Linked DNA regions of Homo sapiens: region 1 is linked to region 2. Evidence: chromatin loops called from intact Hi-C (ENCODE). Cell type or tissue: PC-3. All regions are shown on one strand.

The links. Peaks named below come from ENCODE experiments on the same cell type or tissue, not always from the same donor. Only the 100,000 strongest peaks of a DNase experiment are listed, where the experiment ranks them.
Region 1: it touches region 2 in a loop (3-fold over the local background); 4 of 110 quality-filtered maps call a loop at or near these places.

What each region holds. Positions count from the first base shown.
Region 1 is chr14:70,951,110-70,959,109 of GRCh38, reverse strand. All of the region lies in intron 2 of PCNX1 (pecanex 1), which reads right to left. It overlaps LOC105370557 (a long non-coding RNA gene), which reads left to right and starts at 558. Exons shown (of 3, transcript XR_944008.3): 1 at 558-644. In PC-3, a CTCF peak has its summit at 3,026 (motif pointing right); no DNase peak of the experiment used is centred here.
Region 2 is chr14:70,618,757-70,626,756 of GRCh38, reverse strand. All of the region lies in intron 2 of TTC9-DT (TTC9 divergent transcript), which reads left to right. Among named protein-coding and RNA genes, the nearest start is that of TTC9-DT, 19 kb to the left of the region's middle. RefSeq lists an enhancer at 4,416-4,535. In PC-3, CTCF peaks have their summits at 4,226 and 4,439; a DNase peak (open chromatin) is centred at 4,446.

The DNA of each region.
Region 1 (8,000 bases), 330 kb before region 2:
CTACTTTTTGCCCAGAGTTTTTTACTAATTCTACCTGGTATAAACAGAGTAAGTAGTCAATAGTCTATATATAATCTTTTTTTTTTTTTTTTGCTATTATCTGGATAAAAGTTACAATATATGTGTTGGACATTACAGAGGATATATCTTGCTATCTGGCATCCAATTCAACCTCCTGATTATGTAAAAAAAAAAAAAAAAAAAAAAAAAAGCAACCCCAAATTCTTCAGGTGAACCACCTCATCTCAAACTCTCATAGGTTTTTGGGTAATGTTGACCCCACCCTCAGGTTTAGGGGTGGGCTCTACTGTCCAGTCATCAGCATATCCCATTGTTCTGGTCATTGAGATTAGCTCTAGAATAAGCACAGGACCCAACCCAGGCTAGTTTGAATCAGGCCAGGAGTGTCTTATTGGTGGGAGGAAATTTCTCTATATCTGCTACTCTTAATGTTGAGACTTAAGGCCTGGAGGTGCTGCAGCCATCTTATAACCATTAAGGGGCAGCCTGTTCTAAGAAGCCAAAATAATAGAAAAGAACAGAGACTGGCGAGAAGAAGAGAAGCAGGGACATGAAGTGACAGTTTGAAACGTTGCATCCTGACACATCTGAAGACATCCCTCATGTGCAGACTTTTCAGTAATGTGAGTAGTAAATTCCCTTAAACTTTTTTGGGTATTCTGACAGCTGCAATCAAAAGATATAGGCAATATATAATTTTCCATTTAAGTATTTAACATTATAGCAGTTTGAACTCTAGTGTGTTTTTATTATCAATTATCTCATAATTATAATGTCCCTGTTTGCGTAACAGGTTCCTAACTCTAAGCCATTGACTACAGTAGCTAACTAAGGTTCAACAAAGAAAACTAGCTTTCTAACTTACTATCCATTTATAAAAATAAAATATATTGGAACTCAGGTAAACATATGGCCAATTCAGTATACAAATACTCATGTGTGAGAAATGTAGAACATGTTCATGTTTATAAGCTGTCTGGTGTTAACTCATATAAGCTATGTAGGACAGAGGAGAAATTTTTCTAAATTGGAAAAACTTTAAGTATGTATATAGAGGCACTATCACCACATTAAATTAGTAATGAATATTCAAATATTCAGCAATATTATGGTTTCTCCACTAGAATGCATCCTCTAAGTGAGATCCAAAGAAAACAGAAGATGGAGAGCAAAGTACAGATTAAGAAATAACAACACAGAAAGGAGAGACAGCCCTCATCTTGCCTAGTCTCTCTCTCTCTCTCTATATATATACACACACATACATACACACACACATATACATACACATATGTCAACTTTATTGAAATATGATTCACATATCGTACAGTTCACCCTTTTAAGCTGTATAATTCAATGGTTTTTAACGTATTCATTAAATTATGAAACCACCACCAAAGCCAATTTTAGACCACTTTTATCACCTCAAAAACAAACCCCTTTAACCATTACTACCCGTCCCTTTCCATCCTCCTTAGCCCTAGACAACCATTAATTTACATTCTGTCTTTACAGATTTCCCTGTCCTGGACATTCTATATAAATGGAATCATATGTGATGTTTTGTGTCTGGCTTCTTTCACTTAGCATAATGTTTTCAAGGTTCATCCACGTCGTAGCATGCATCAGTATTTCATTCCTTTTTATAGCCAAGTAATATTCCACTCTATGGATAAACCACATTTGTTTATCCAGTCATCAACTGATGGATAATCTTGCCTAGTTTTATACATCACTTTTGATAGCAAGTCCAAATTATTACAATCTGAACATACAGTTATTATTAATAATACATAAAAACAGGCTGGGTGTGTGGTTCATGCCTGTAATCCTAGCACGCGGGAGGCCAAGATGGGCAGATCACTTGAGCCCAGGAGTTCGAGACCAGACTGGGCAACATGACAAAACCCCATCTCTACAAAAACATTACCCAAGTGTGGTGGCATGTGCCTGTACTCCCAGCAACTCAAGAGGCTGAGGTTAGTAGACAGATTTAGCCCGGGAGGTAAAGGCTGCAGTGAGCTATGATTGCACCACTGCACTCCAGCCTGGGCAACAGAGCAAGACCCTGTCTCAAAATAATAATAATAATAATATAATAAAAACAAATATTTACTCAGTACTTATTATATCCAGTCATAGCAGTACGTGCTTTATTTGCATTTTCTGATGAAACCTTCCCTAATATTTATGATATGATTCTCCTCTTACAGTTATTATTCTCCTCTTACTGTTGAAAAAACTGAAAACCAAAAGGCAAAAAAACTTGCCTAACGTCTCAGAGGAGGAATGAAACATAAACTGAGTCACTGGTACCTGGAGTTCACGTGGGAGGGGAGGACAGAAATAATACCTCCTCAGCATTCTGCAAATAAGTTATCATATCTGTTCTTTCTTTATTTCCCACACACTTGAACACACGTACTCATAACCAGCATGGCCTAAGATAAGGCTCAAAAACCAGGTCTGTGAAACCCTAAAGCCCACATTCTTGCTTTTTTTGTGTTTTTGTTTTGTTTTGTTTTTTTAAGAGACAGGGTCTTGCCCTGTCAGCCAGGCTGGGGTGCAGTGGTGCAATCATAGCTCACTGCAGCCTCAAACTCCTGGGCTCAAGTGATCCTCCCACCTCCGCCTCCTGAGTAGCTGGGGCTGCTACATGCCCATGCCACCACACCCGGCTAATTTTTTATTTATTTATTTATTTTTTTGGTAGAGACAGAGTCTCACTGTATTATCCAGGCTGGTCTCAAAACCCTGGCCTCAAGGGATCCTCCCACCTTGGCCTCCCAAAGTGCTGGGAATACAAGCGTGAGCCACTGCGCTTGGCCCTTATTCTTTCTAAGAAAACATACTGCCTTACACCAAATAGGCACTAGTCTCTTTCCAGGTCAAAACCGAAAGTAAACACCATTATTTAGAGCAGGGATTTTAAAACTCAGTACTATTGACATTTTGGGGGCAAATAATTTTTGACTGCATTGTAGGATGGCTAGCAGCATCTCTGGCCTTTACCCACTAGATGTCAGCAGCAGCCCCTCAGTGTGACAACCAAAAAAAGCTCCAGACATTGCTACATGTGCCCTGGGGGACAAAATTACCCCCAGTTGAGAAATAATGATTTAGAACTAATGGTCAACAAACAACAATGTGTGGGAAGAAAGGAGATATCAAAGGAATAAAAATGATGAAGAGAAAAAATGAACAGGGGTTTTCATTTAAAAAAAAAAACCCTCTAGTAAAATTTCTGCACTTCTTTCTTCTCTATAAATTCAGAAGTAAAACTCTTAGCCAAGCTGTAGATGTTCTAAATATAGCTAAACATATAAAATAGCTGAGTAAGAGTTTTCTTTATTGGCAAGACTTGCAGGTTTGCAGCAATGGAGATTTCAGCACATACCTGGAAAGCATAGTAGTTTATAATTCTCACAGTAGCAAAGTGGTCTACTGCAGTAAGCAATACAACAAATTCAGGTAATATCTACCTTTATGCCTTAACTTCCCCATCTGTTAAGAAAAAAAACAAACCAGGTACAGGGAAAGGCAGAAAAGCAGAAGGGATCTAATCTGAATTACAGAGAAGTCTTCACAAACTAATTTGTTGATTATTAGTATCATATTTATTGCTCATGCTCTCAGGCTTTGATCAGAAACTTTGCAACACCATTACAATACCAAGTTTGTAAATCTGGAGTAAAATGATGCTCATAAGAATAAGGATAAAAACGAAGTTCCTATATTCACAGGAACAAAGTTCCTAAACAAAATAATCTCTCTCAGAAAACAGCCTAAAATCCAGCTTCATACAGTTTAAATTGATCCGTAGTTTACAATATCATAAGCATTACTGCCATGAGAAACATACAGAAACCATGATCTTTCTTCAAATGTTTGTATTCAAATCCTAAAATTCAATGTTACTTCCTGAAGCATTAGAAATATAAAAAAAATTAGTGACTGATTCTTTCTCTAAAAGATTGAACCATTTTTTACCTGCTGTACCACATAAAAGAGAGACCAATGAAAACCATAAAGCTCAAGTAGTTCTGCTATATTTATTCATTCACACAACAAACTGAGAGCCACAATGTACCACGCACAGTGATAGGATCTAGATACACAAGTATTTATTTTCCTATTCATTTCTTTTCCTCAGAACAGAACATGAGATTCACAAGTGTGAGGGTGAGGAAAGGAGATGTCAAAAACAAAAACCTACAACAAAGATCTTACTTACTAGTGAAACTTAAAAATATTAAAGATTAGAAAAAAGACAAGGATGTACACCAATAATACTTCAATTTAACCATGTGCTACATATCATAGCCAGTGAAAAAAATTAAACAAGAAGTATAAGGACTAGAAAGTAAGAAATAATTGTGATCATATAGACAAGGGAACATCATTAATAAGGGGGTTTAATAAGATTGCTAGACACAAAATAAACTGCGACATTTTAGGGGGAAAAACAAAATTATACTAGCATAAATACTATAAAATCATAAATTTCCTTTTAATGGAGAAAATGAAAAACTATTACTGAAAGGTATTTAAAAAGACTAAATAAATGGAGAGATTCAATATTGTAAAGATGCAAATTCTCAGCAGAGGGACCTACAAATTTAGTGTAGCTCCAATAAAAATACCAAGTTCCTATAGACTTTCTCTAGCAGACTCTGAAGTTTACATCAAAAATCAAAGAGCCAAGAATAGCGAAGTCTCTCCTAAAAAAGAATATGGTAGGAGGTTTAACCCACTGGCTATCAAGAGTCATGTTTTAAAGCTGATAAGGATGGTATGGTAATGGCACAGGCAAGCAGATCAACAGAACAGAACAGAACAGAACAGAGAGCCCAGAAACAAGCCACCAGAAATGAAAATTTAGCTTATGCCATAGAGACTGCTGCAAATTACTAAGGAAAAGATAGTCCACTTAACAAATACTGGGTAAATCAGAGATTCATAAAGAAAAAAATAAGCCTTAAGAACCTACCTGATACTACAGACTTAAATAGCTTTGGGTAGAATTGAAATGTGAAAACAAAAGAAACATGAAACTTCAAAAAGACAATACAGAATACCTTTCTGATCTCCGTGTAGAAAATAATTCAGACACAAAAATGCTAGCCAGGCGCGTGGATCACGCCTGTAATCCCAGCACTTTGGGAGGCTGAGGCGGGTGGATCACCTGAGGTCAGGAGTTTGAGACCAGCCTGGCCAACATGGTGAGACCCCAACTCTACTAAAAATACAAAATTAGCCAGGTGTGGTGGCACATGCCTGTAATCCCAGCTACTGAGGAGGGAAGGCAAAAGACTAGCTTGAATCCAGGAGGCAGAGGTTGCAGTGAGCTGAGACTGTGCCACTGCACTCCAGCTTGGGCGACAAAAGTGAAACTCCAATTCATTAAAAAAAAAAAAAAAAAAAGAAAGAAAAAAACACAAAAAACAAAAAACCTGATTACTAAAAAGTGGTAAATTTCATTGTTCTAAATTTAAGAGTATATGATAATCATAAGAAACTTTAAGGAAAGCAAAATGACAAGCCACAAGTGGGAGATGACTGTAATATATACATAACTAATAAAGGAATAGCATGAATATATAAAAAAATAAAAAATTCCTATTAATCATTAAGAAAAAGACAGCTCCAAAGAAAAATGAAACAAAACATAAATGAGCATTGGAAAAAAGAAAAAACCTAAATGGACCATATATAAAAAAATAAAATGTTTAACCTCAGTAGTAATCAGAAAGCTTAACTGAAAGTCACAATGAGACACCTTTTACATTTCATGAATGGCAAATTTTTTCAAGACAGGGTCTTGCTCTGCCACCCAGGCTGGAGTGCAGTGGTGTGATCAAAGCCCACTGAACTCTTGAACTCCTGGTCTCAAGTGATCCTCCTGCCTCAGCCTCCCAAGTATCTGGCACTACAGGTGCACACCACCATACCTAGCTAAAATTTTTTTTTATTTTTTATTTTTTGTAAAGACAAGGTCTCACTATGTTGCCCAAACTGATCTGGAACTCCTGGCTTCAAGCTGTCCTCCCATCTCTCCCTCCCAAAGTGCTGGGATTACAGGCAGGAGCCACCTTGCCCAGCCAATTTTCTTCTTTTAAATCCCAAATCAATAGCTAAGTGAATGGAAAATTTTTAAGGTTTACCAATATCAAATGTTGATGAAGATGTGAACAATAAGGACTTTCATACACTACCGGTGAGAGTATAAACTGGTAAAATCATTTTGGCACACAGCTTGGAATTGCCTGATAAAATTGAACATGAAAATGCCCTATAAACCAGCTTACATAAACTAGATATACACATGTACCACAAGACAAAAAACACTAGAAATAATCTGAATGGCTATAAATAGAAGAATGAATAAATAGACTATGGTCTATTCTTACAGTGGCAGACTACATGTAGGTCAATATGAATAAACTCTAGCTACAAACATCACCATGCGTGAGTCAATAAAGTATAATATACTGTGCAAAAAAAAAATCTCTCATAGAGAAATGCATACTGTATGATTCTCTTAGGATGTCCTAAAGCAGACAAAAATAAATAAATATATTCAGGAATATCTACGAAGAGTGTGTAACAATAAAGAAAAGCAAGGGAGTTATTCACAAAAAATTCAAGATTATGGTTACTCCTGAAGGGAAAAGTGGAATGAAATGGGAGAGGAATGTCATGAAGCTTATATGGTATTTTTATAATGTTTTATTTCTTAAGCTGTGTGGTAGGTAATGAAGTAGTCACTTGATTATTGCTAACTTAGTGTTTGGAATACATATTTCACAATAAAAAATTTTTAAAGTAAAAGAAAATGGAAAAAACAATTCAGAAGCAATGACAAATATATATAATATCCAGAAATAATTAGAACAATTATCAAGTGTTACCATGTGTCAGGAATTATTCTAAGAACTCTCTATATATTATTTCATTTATTCATTGTAATAATCCTATGAGAGAGTTCCATTATTTTCCTCATCATTCTGACAAGAAAGCCAACTCAAAAGCTTAAGTAGCTTCTCCAATGTCTTACAATTAAGAAGCCTTGACTGACTGAGTGTGAAGTCTACATTCTGTCCACTTATCCACAATGTACGAATATGCATTTCTTAACAGAAATAGAATAGGCGTAGGAAATGTACAGAAACCATTTAAAAAATGTGAAAGGTTATAAGACATAAAAGATAAGTGAATAAAGAGATGATAAATAAAAACATAAGAAAATAAATGGAAATCTCTCATCTATATCCCTATTTTAAAAGTTGAGTTTCTACAATTTAATAGAATTGTCATCAAAATTCTAACGAAATTTTCTGGAGGATAAGCACACATGAAGATATCTCACAAAAGTAAGTATATGCATGAGAATAATCAAAATAATATCAAAAAAGGTCAGGTGTGGTGGCTCATACCTGTAATCCTAGCACTTCAGGAGACCGAGGCAGGCAGATTACCTGAGGTCGGGAGTCCAGCACCAGCCTGGCCAACATGATGAAACCCCGTCTCTACTAAAAATACAAAAATTAGCTGGGCGTGGTGGTGCATGCCTGTAATCCCAGCTACTTGGGAGGCTGAGGCAGGAGAACCGTTTGAACCTGGGAGGTGGAGGTTGCAGTGAGCCGAGATCGCACCACTGCACTCGTCTGGGCAACAGAGCAAGACTCCATCTCAAAACAAACAACCAACCAACCCCCGCCCCCCAAAAAAATAATAATATCAAAAAAGTAAAATACTGGAGTCACTCACAATGCTAAGTATTAAACATATTATAAAGCCACTATGATAAAAACAGTATGGTATAAATGAAAAAAGGCAGAAAGATGAAGCAGAAAACTAAGTTCAGAAACTAGCATAAGTATATACAGTATACTACATGAAAAAGAAAGCATCTAAATTTACAGGGAAAAAATTTGTTACTTAATGAATGGTGTTGTGATAAACAAACCTAAACAAAT
Region 2 (8,000 bases):
CCCTTTCTAATTTTGATAACTTTTATTTCTTTTTCTTACCTAATTGCTTTGGCTAGGATTGCCAATCTATGTTGAATAGAAATGGAGAGAGTAGAAATCCTTGTCTTGTTCCTCATCTAAGAGGAAAAGCTTTCAGTATTTCACCACTGAGTATGATTTAGCGGTGAGCTTTTCATAAATGACCTTTGTTTTGTTGAGGCAGTTTCCTTCTATTCTTAGTTTGTTGAGTTTTTTTTTAATCATGAAAGTATGTTGAATTTTGTCAAATGCTTTTTCTGCATTGAGATGATCATGTGTTTTTCCCCTTTCCTTCTGTTAAGTGGTGTATTACATGGGTTGATTTTTATATGTTGAAGTATTCTTACATTTCAGAAATAAATCCCACTGGGCTATGGTGTGTAATTTTTTTTAACATCTGACTGAATTCAGTTTGCTAGTATTCTCTCGAGGATTTTTGCATTAATATTCCTCCAGGATATTGGTCTATAGTTTTCTTTTCTGGTGGCTTTTTTTTTTTTTTTTTTGGCTTTAGTCTCGGGGTAATGCTAGCCTCATAGCCTTATAGAATGAGCTTGGAAGTATTCCCCATCTGCCATTTCTTAGAAGAATTTCAGAAGAATTGGTGTTAATTCTTTAAATGTCTGATAGAATTCTCTAGTGAAGCCCTCTGGTCCTATACATTTCTTTGTTTAGAGGTTTTTGATCACGAATTCAACATCTTGTTATTGATCTTTCATATTATCTATTTCTTCAGTATTTGATTCAGTCTTGGTAGGTTGTATCTTTCTAGGAATTTATCTGTTTCCCTAGATTATCCAATTTGTTGGTGAAAATTGTTCATAGTATTATCTTATAATTCTTTTCATTTCTGTCATATTGATTATAATGTACCCCCTTTAAAAAATTTTGTTATGTGAGTCTTCTCTTTTTTTTTTTTTTAGTATATCTAGCTAATGGCCTGTCCATTTTGTTGATCTTTTCAAATACACATTCTTAGTTGTATTGATTTTTCCTATTGTTTTTCTATTCTTTACTTTGTTTACCTCTGCTCTAATCATATTATTGTTCCTTCTCATAGCTTTGGGTTTAGTTCTTCTTTTTCTAGTTTCTGAGTGTAAAGTTAGATTGTTGATTTGAGATCTTTATTCTTTTTTAATGTACGCATTTACAGCTATAAACTTCTGTTGTGGTGGACCCATATTGATTCCATTGATTCACATTGATTCACAGAGGCTGAAGAAGAGACCAGAGCCAGCGAACAAGACATAGGGTTTATTGGGGACTTATGCACACAGTCGTCCAGGACCAGTGAGCTGGACAGGCAAACCACTCCCATTTGTATCATGCATGTTATACCACATTTTCATTACACTCCCATGTAAATCATGTATGTTATACCACATTTTCATTTAGCAACCTCCACTTAACAACCTCCACTTGGTAACATCCATTTAACTCAAAACAAAGGGCCTTGATCCCCTGTACAGCCTACATTCGAAGGGATGGACCAGGGGTTTGGATGTTCTTCATAGTTAAGGAGTGAATTTCCAGGTTGGCCACTCCTGAATTCCTTAGCTTGAAACTCTGAACACACATTCTTCCTAGACCATAGGGTCATTCTCAGGGTATGCTTGAGTTATTGCTGTCACATGTGTCTGCCATACAACTTCCCTCTTAGCACTGTTTTCACTGCATCCTGTAAGTTTTTGTATGTTGTGTTTTCATTTGCAGTTTTCTCAAGGTATTTTCTAATTCCTCTTATGATTTATTTTTTGGCACATTGGTTGTTTAAGAGTGTGTTGTTTAATTTCCACACATTTGTACATTTTGTACATTTGTGGGTTTTTTTACAGTTATCCATATGAACGACTTTTTTTTTTTTTTTTTTTTTTTTTTTGAGACAGGGTCTTGCTCTGTCGCCCAGGCTGGAGTGCAGTGGCAAGATCTCAGCTCACTGCAACCTCTGCCTCCCAGGATCAAGTGATCCTCCTGCCTTAGCCTCTTGAGTATAGGCATATACTATAGGGACTATAGGCATGCACCACCACACCCAGCTAAGTTTTGTATTTTTGGTAGAGACAGGGTTTCACCATGTTGCCCAGGCTGGTTTTAAACTCCTGGGCTCAAGCAATCCTCCTGCCTCGGCCTCCCAAAGTACTGGGATTACAGGTATGAGCCACCATGCCTGGCTGAAAACATTCTTTGTGTGATATCAATGTTATTGAATTTGCTAAAACTTGTTCTGTGGCCTAATTTGTAGTCTCTCCTGGAGAATGTTCCACGTGCATGCAAGAAGAATTTATATTCTGCTGTTGTTGGATGGAGTGTTCTGCTTATATCTGTTATGTTCAATTGGTCTATAGTGTTGTTCGAGTCCTCTTACTGATGTTATTGATGTTATTTGGTTGTTCTACTCATTATTGATGTTATTTGGTTGTTCTATTCATTATGAAAGTGACCTTTCTCCTTTTAATTCTGCCAAGTTTTGCTTCATATGTTTAGGAGCTCTGATGTTTGGTACATAAATATTTGTCAGTTATATCTTCTTAGTGAATTGACCATTTTATCATTACATAATGTCCTTCTTTGCCTCTTGTAACAGTCTTTGATTTAAAGTCTATTTGGTCTGATATTAGTATAGCCACTGTTGCTCTATTTTGATTATCATTTGCATAGAATACCTTTTTTCATCCTTTCACCCTCAATCTCTGCATGTCCTTAGATCTAAAGTGAGTCTCCTGTAGAAAGGAAACAGTTGGATCCTATTTTTAAAAACTGATGTAATCAATTTCTGTTTCTTGATTGGGGAATTTAATCCATTTACAGTTAAAGTAATTACCTATAGGGAAGGACTTACTATTGCCATTTTGTTCATTGTTTTGTGTATGTCCTATAGCTTTTTTCTTCCTCATTTCCTCTGTTATTGTCTTCCTTTATATTTCATTTTTTTTTGGTAGCAATGTGATTGGATTTACTTCTCATTTTCTTTTGTGTATATTCTATAGCTTTTTGTGGTTACTATTCTAGTTATGTAAGACATCTCAAAATGATAGCCTTCTACTTTAAATTGATAACAGCTTAACTTCATTGCAGACAAAATTCTGCTCCTTTGCAGCTCTACTCTCCCCAGATATTACTGATGTCATACACTACTTCTTTATACATTGTATACTCATTAACACAGATCTATTTTTAAAATATTTCTGTCATTAATATTTTATGCACAAAAATTATAACAGTATAGGTTTCTATATTTGGCTATGTACTACCCTTACCAGAGAACCTTCTATTTTCATATGGCTTTGTGTTGCTCTCTACTGTCCTTTCATTTCAACTTGAAGGACTCCCTTTAGTATTTCTTATAGAGAAGGTCTAGTAGTAATAAATTCCCTCAGCTTTTGTTTATTTCAAAGTCTTAATTTCTTCGTAATTTTGGAAGAACAGTTTGCCAGATACAGTATTCTTGGTTGACTATTTTTTTCCTTTCATCACTTTGAATATATCATGCCACTCCCTTCTAACCTGTAGTTTCTGCTGAGAAATCTACTGATAATCTTATGGAAGTTTCCTTTTATGTGACAAATTGCGTTTCTCATGCTTTCAAGTTACTCTCTTTGTCTTTGACTTTAGAGTTTGATTACAATGTGTTTTGGTGTGATTCTTTTTGGATTTATTCTGGTTAGGGTTCTGAATTGAGCTCTTGAGTCTGTATGTTCTTCTTTTTCCTCAGATTTAGGAAGTTTTCAGCCATTATTTGTTCATATAAGCTCTCTGTCCCTTTCTCTCATTCTTTTTCTGAGATTTTAATAATACATATATTAGGCTACTTGATAGTGTTTTGTAAATCCCTTGGGCTGTCTTCACTTTTCTTCATTTTTTTTCTTCTTGCTCCTCTGACTCAGTGACTTTACATGATCTGTCTCTGAGTTTGCTGACTATTTCTTTTGCCTGATCAAGTCTGCTGTTGGATCCTTCTACTATTTTTTGTACCGTTATTATATTTTTCAGCTACAGAATTTGTTTGGTTCTTTTTTTATAATTTCTATCTCCTTGTTGATATTCTCATTTTGTTCGTGCATCATTTCCCTGATTTTATTTAGTTGCCTATCAGTGTTCACTCGGCCCAGTGTTTGTTATCTTTTAGATAGCATCTTTATGATAGTGTTTGTTATCCTTTTGGTAGCATCTTTATGATAGTTATTTTAAATTCCTTTTCAGGCAACTAGTAGATCATATTTCTTCAGAATTGATTTCTGGAGTTTTATTTGATCCTTTGTGCCAAATTTCTCTGTTTCTTTGGATGTCTTAAAATGTTTTGCTAGAACTTGGCCATTTGAAGACCTTTCCTAGTCTTTGGCTTCATACAGGGAAAGACCTTCACCAATCAACCCTGCTGGAGGATCTAGGACCTCTCAAACCTTTTCTGATCTCTTACTCCTTCTGGTGTCTGCCTGTGGAACTGCGACTCTAACCTGCTACTCACCTCTGTTTTTAGTGGCTTCCAAATGCTTGACCTGGTCCTGTCAGCACTGATTTCTGTTAGGTGAGACAGAAACTAATCCCTTGGGCAGCCCCCAGATAAGCCAGAACATTCAATGCATGGCTCATTCTTCTGTTTCCATCCCTGAGGGTGGAGCCTTGGAGTAAGGGGTTTCTCCAAAGTTGCTCAGGTTTATGCCACGTAGAGGAAAGGACACAGATGGGCATGCCAGATGTTGCAAAATTGTCTATCCATTTTGCCAGAATCTCTTCTTGGTTTTACAATGACCTGGGTGCTGTAGCTTTTCAACCTGTCTCTAGAGTTCATTCTGACCTGTATATTGTTAACTCAGTGTCCCTGTGGGGAAAGGAGGGCCTGTATCTTCCTATTCCACCATCTTGCTGACAACACTCCCTCCCGCTAAAGTCTTTCCATCTATTCCCTTTGGATTTGAGTACCTGAATGGTATAATGTGGTTCCTTTGGTGTCCTAATGTTGAAACTAGGATGTCATCAAGGTTTGATGTGTGAAAGGGGCATTTCAGACCCAGCAATAGAGACCTCTTTCTGAACAGATGGCTATTTCCATGTTCCTCAAATCACTCTCTTGACTACCACACATGTTTGAATTGTGTGGGATAGCTCTGGTTGCCCTGTGAAAACTGTGGAATATGCGTTCATAATCATGGAGCTCCTGCATATGGCCAGATTTCCTTTCCCTTCTCTTTTACCCAAGATGTTTTCAGATCTGCAGAATTGCATCTGAACTCCTGCAGATTCTGCTAGTGCTCCAACAGTCTGTCACCAGCCAAGCTAATCATCCATTATTTATTCCCTGTTCTTGCATTCTGCCCCAGCCCTCCCATAGGTAGAGATGCTGAGACTTTGTTGGTAAACTCAGGACTAGAGTGTGGGCCAAGGAGGAAGGTATTTGGGCACAAGGGTGGGTAGGACAGAAAGAAAAAACTAGGATGAACATACAGCTTCATTTCCTCTTAACTCTCTTACATGAACCAGATAATCTTACACTAGGAATGTAAAATACCTGACTTGTCAAAACCAGAAACTCAGGGCTCTCTAAACTCCTCTAGTAAATAAAAGTTTAGGCTCACTGGTGGGGATTAAAGAGGCTGTTTAAGGATAATATTAAGAGAACCATAAAAGTACATATTATACCACAGACAGAATTTATTAACAGTTTCCCTTCTTTCTTTACCTCTTTCTTGTTTTTCTTCTTCGAGTCTTTTTTTTTTTTTTTTTTGAGATGGAGTCTTGCCCTGTCGCCTAGGCTAGAGTGCAGTGGTGCAATCTCGGCTCACTGCAACCTCTGCCTCCCGGGTTCAAGCAATTCTCCTGCCTCAGCCTCCTGAGTAGCTGGGATTACAGGTGTGTGCCACCACACCCAGCTAATTTTTGTATTTTTAGTAGAGACAGGGGGTTTCACCATGTTGGTCAGGCTGGTCTCAAACTCCTGACCTCGTGATCTGCCCCTCTAGGCCTCCCAAAGTGCTGGGATTACAGGCGTGAGCCACTGACCGGCCCAAGTCTTTCTTTACTTTGTATTTGCCAGCAACTAAGTTGCGTCTTAGTTGATAGATACATTCTATCTTCATTAAGTACTTTTCTGTGCTAAGAAGTAAAGAGACTGCATTGTTTTAAGTTGGCTGTTACTTAAGTTTTAAAGTGAATTCCCTCTCTTCTTCTACATACTAAGTTGGCTCTGATAATGCTACTACTTTGTAATATGGGTTCATAATCATGGAGCTCCTGAATATGGCCAGATTTCCTTTCCATTCCTATTACAAAGTAGGAATGCTACTACTTTATAGCATTATCAGAGCCAACTTAGTATGTGGAAAAAGAGAGGGAAGGTCTAAAGAAAAATTCAGAATCAGAATTGTTAGATCTGAATTGTGGGGCTGAAGAGCAGTTCAAAGTTGTTGTGGGAATTGGGGCCTATCAGACAGTTAGAGGGAAAGTACAAAAAAAGAGGCCAAGTGTTCATTTTCTAGTCTAACCCATTAGCTTAGAGACTTTGGGGAGTACCATGCTCAGGATTTATTTAAAATATTTTTTTAAAAATTATGGTTACTTCCTTTACCAATCCTCTTTCAGTTAAAAAAAAAAGCCAGAGAAAGGTGAAATATTTTTCTTTTTTTTTTGTCCCAATATATCTGGGGTTTGGAATTCTTCCTGAGCACTAACAAGGAAATCTAGCCAGGCTTATGCTTCTGTGAGCCAAAAGAAGAGCCAATAGAATACTGCTTGGTGAAGCAGAGGCTGCCATTGGCAAAGGAGGCTTCTGCTGTATGGAAAGGTGCTAGATTTTTCCAGAATCTAGCTAGGGAGTGTGGGGTGACTCAGCCCTTTTCCTGTACCTTTAGGGTTGAAAAATAAACCTTTCTGCCTCATTTTGGTCCTGAGCCAACCTGTGATGGTTCACCTGCCCCTTCCTTCTCAGCTACTTCCAATGATTAGGCCAAAGAACTTGTTAAACCAAGTTGAATATAAAGTTTCTAAACTTAAATATCCTAATATTATAAAGTCAATATATAATTCAAAGCCATAATTTTAGCAGTATATCTTATGTGAAATGAAGTGTGATAAGCCACCTTGGTACAGGAACACATCACGGAATCTTTGTATAGATGGCCGGGGGTGAGTAAGAGAAGAGGGTCCTTAGAGGTCACCTAGGCCAAAGTGTGGTAAGTACAGTGAAGTCTCTGAAGTTAGACTTTTCATATTCAAATCCTGGTTCTACCACTTGTCACTTGTGTGCATTGAGCAGGTGACAACTTCTCTAGGCTTGAGGTTCCTTGTCTTAAAAATGGGGACAATTGGCCGGGTGCAGTGGCTCATGCCTGTAATCCTAGCACTTTGGGAGGCCAAGGTTGGCAGATTGCTTGAGCTCAGGAGTTTGAGGCCAGCCTGGGCAACATGATGAATCCCCATCTCTACAAAAAATGCAAAAAAATTAGCCAGGCATGGTGGCTTGTGCCTGTAGTCCCAGCTATTTAAGAGGGCTGATGCAGGAGGATGAGTTGAGCCTGGGAGGTTGAGGCTGCAGTAATCCATGTTTGTGCCATTGCACTCCAGCCTGGGTGACAAAGTGAGACCCTGTTTCAAAAAATACAATACAATACAATACAATACAATACAATACAATACAATACAATACAGTACAATACAATACAATACAATACAATACAATACAATACAATAAAACTGTTGGGAGGATTAAATGCTAAAATCCTTGTCAAGTGTTTTCATTGAATTTCTAGGGCATAGTAAATACTTCACACAAGTTAGTTATTGTTGAGGTAAGTATTGTCACTGACACAAGTAAAAGATTAAAAAAAAAGGAGCCAAGATAACATTGTTGTTAGAGTATCGGCTCTGTGACCTTGGGAACACTATTTAACCTCTCTAAGCTCCAGTATCCTCTCAAAGCATTGTTGTTAGGCTTACATGAGAGAATATTGTCTCTATTTAGTTTAATATCAGCCTAACATCAGTGGTTA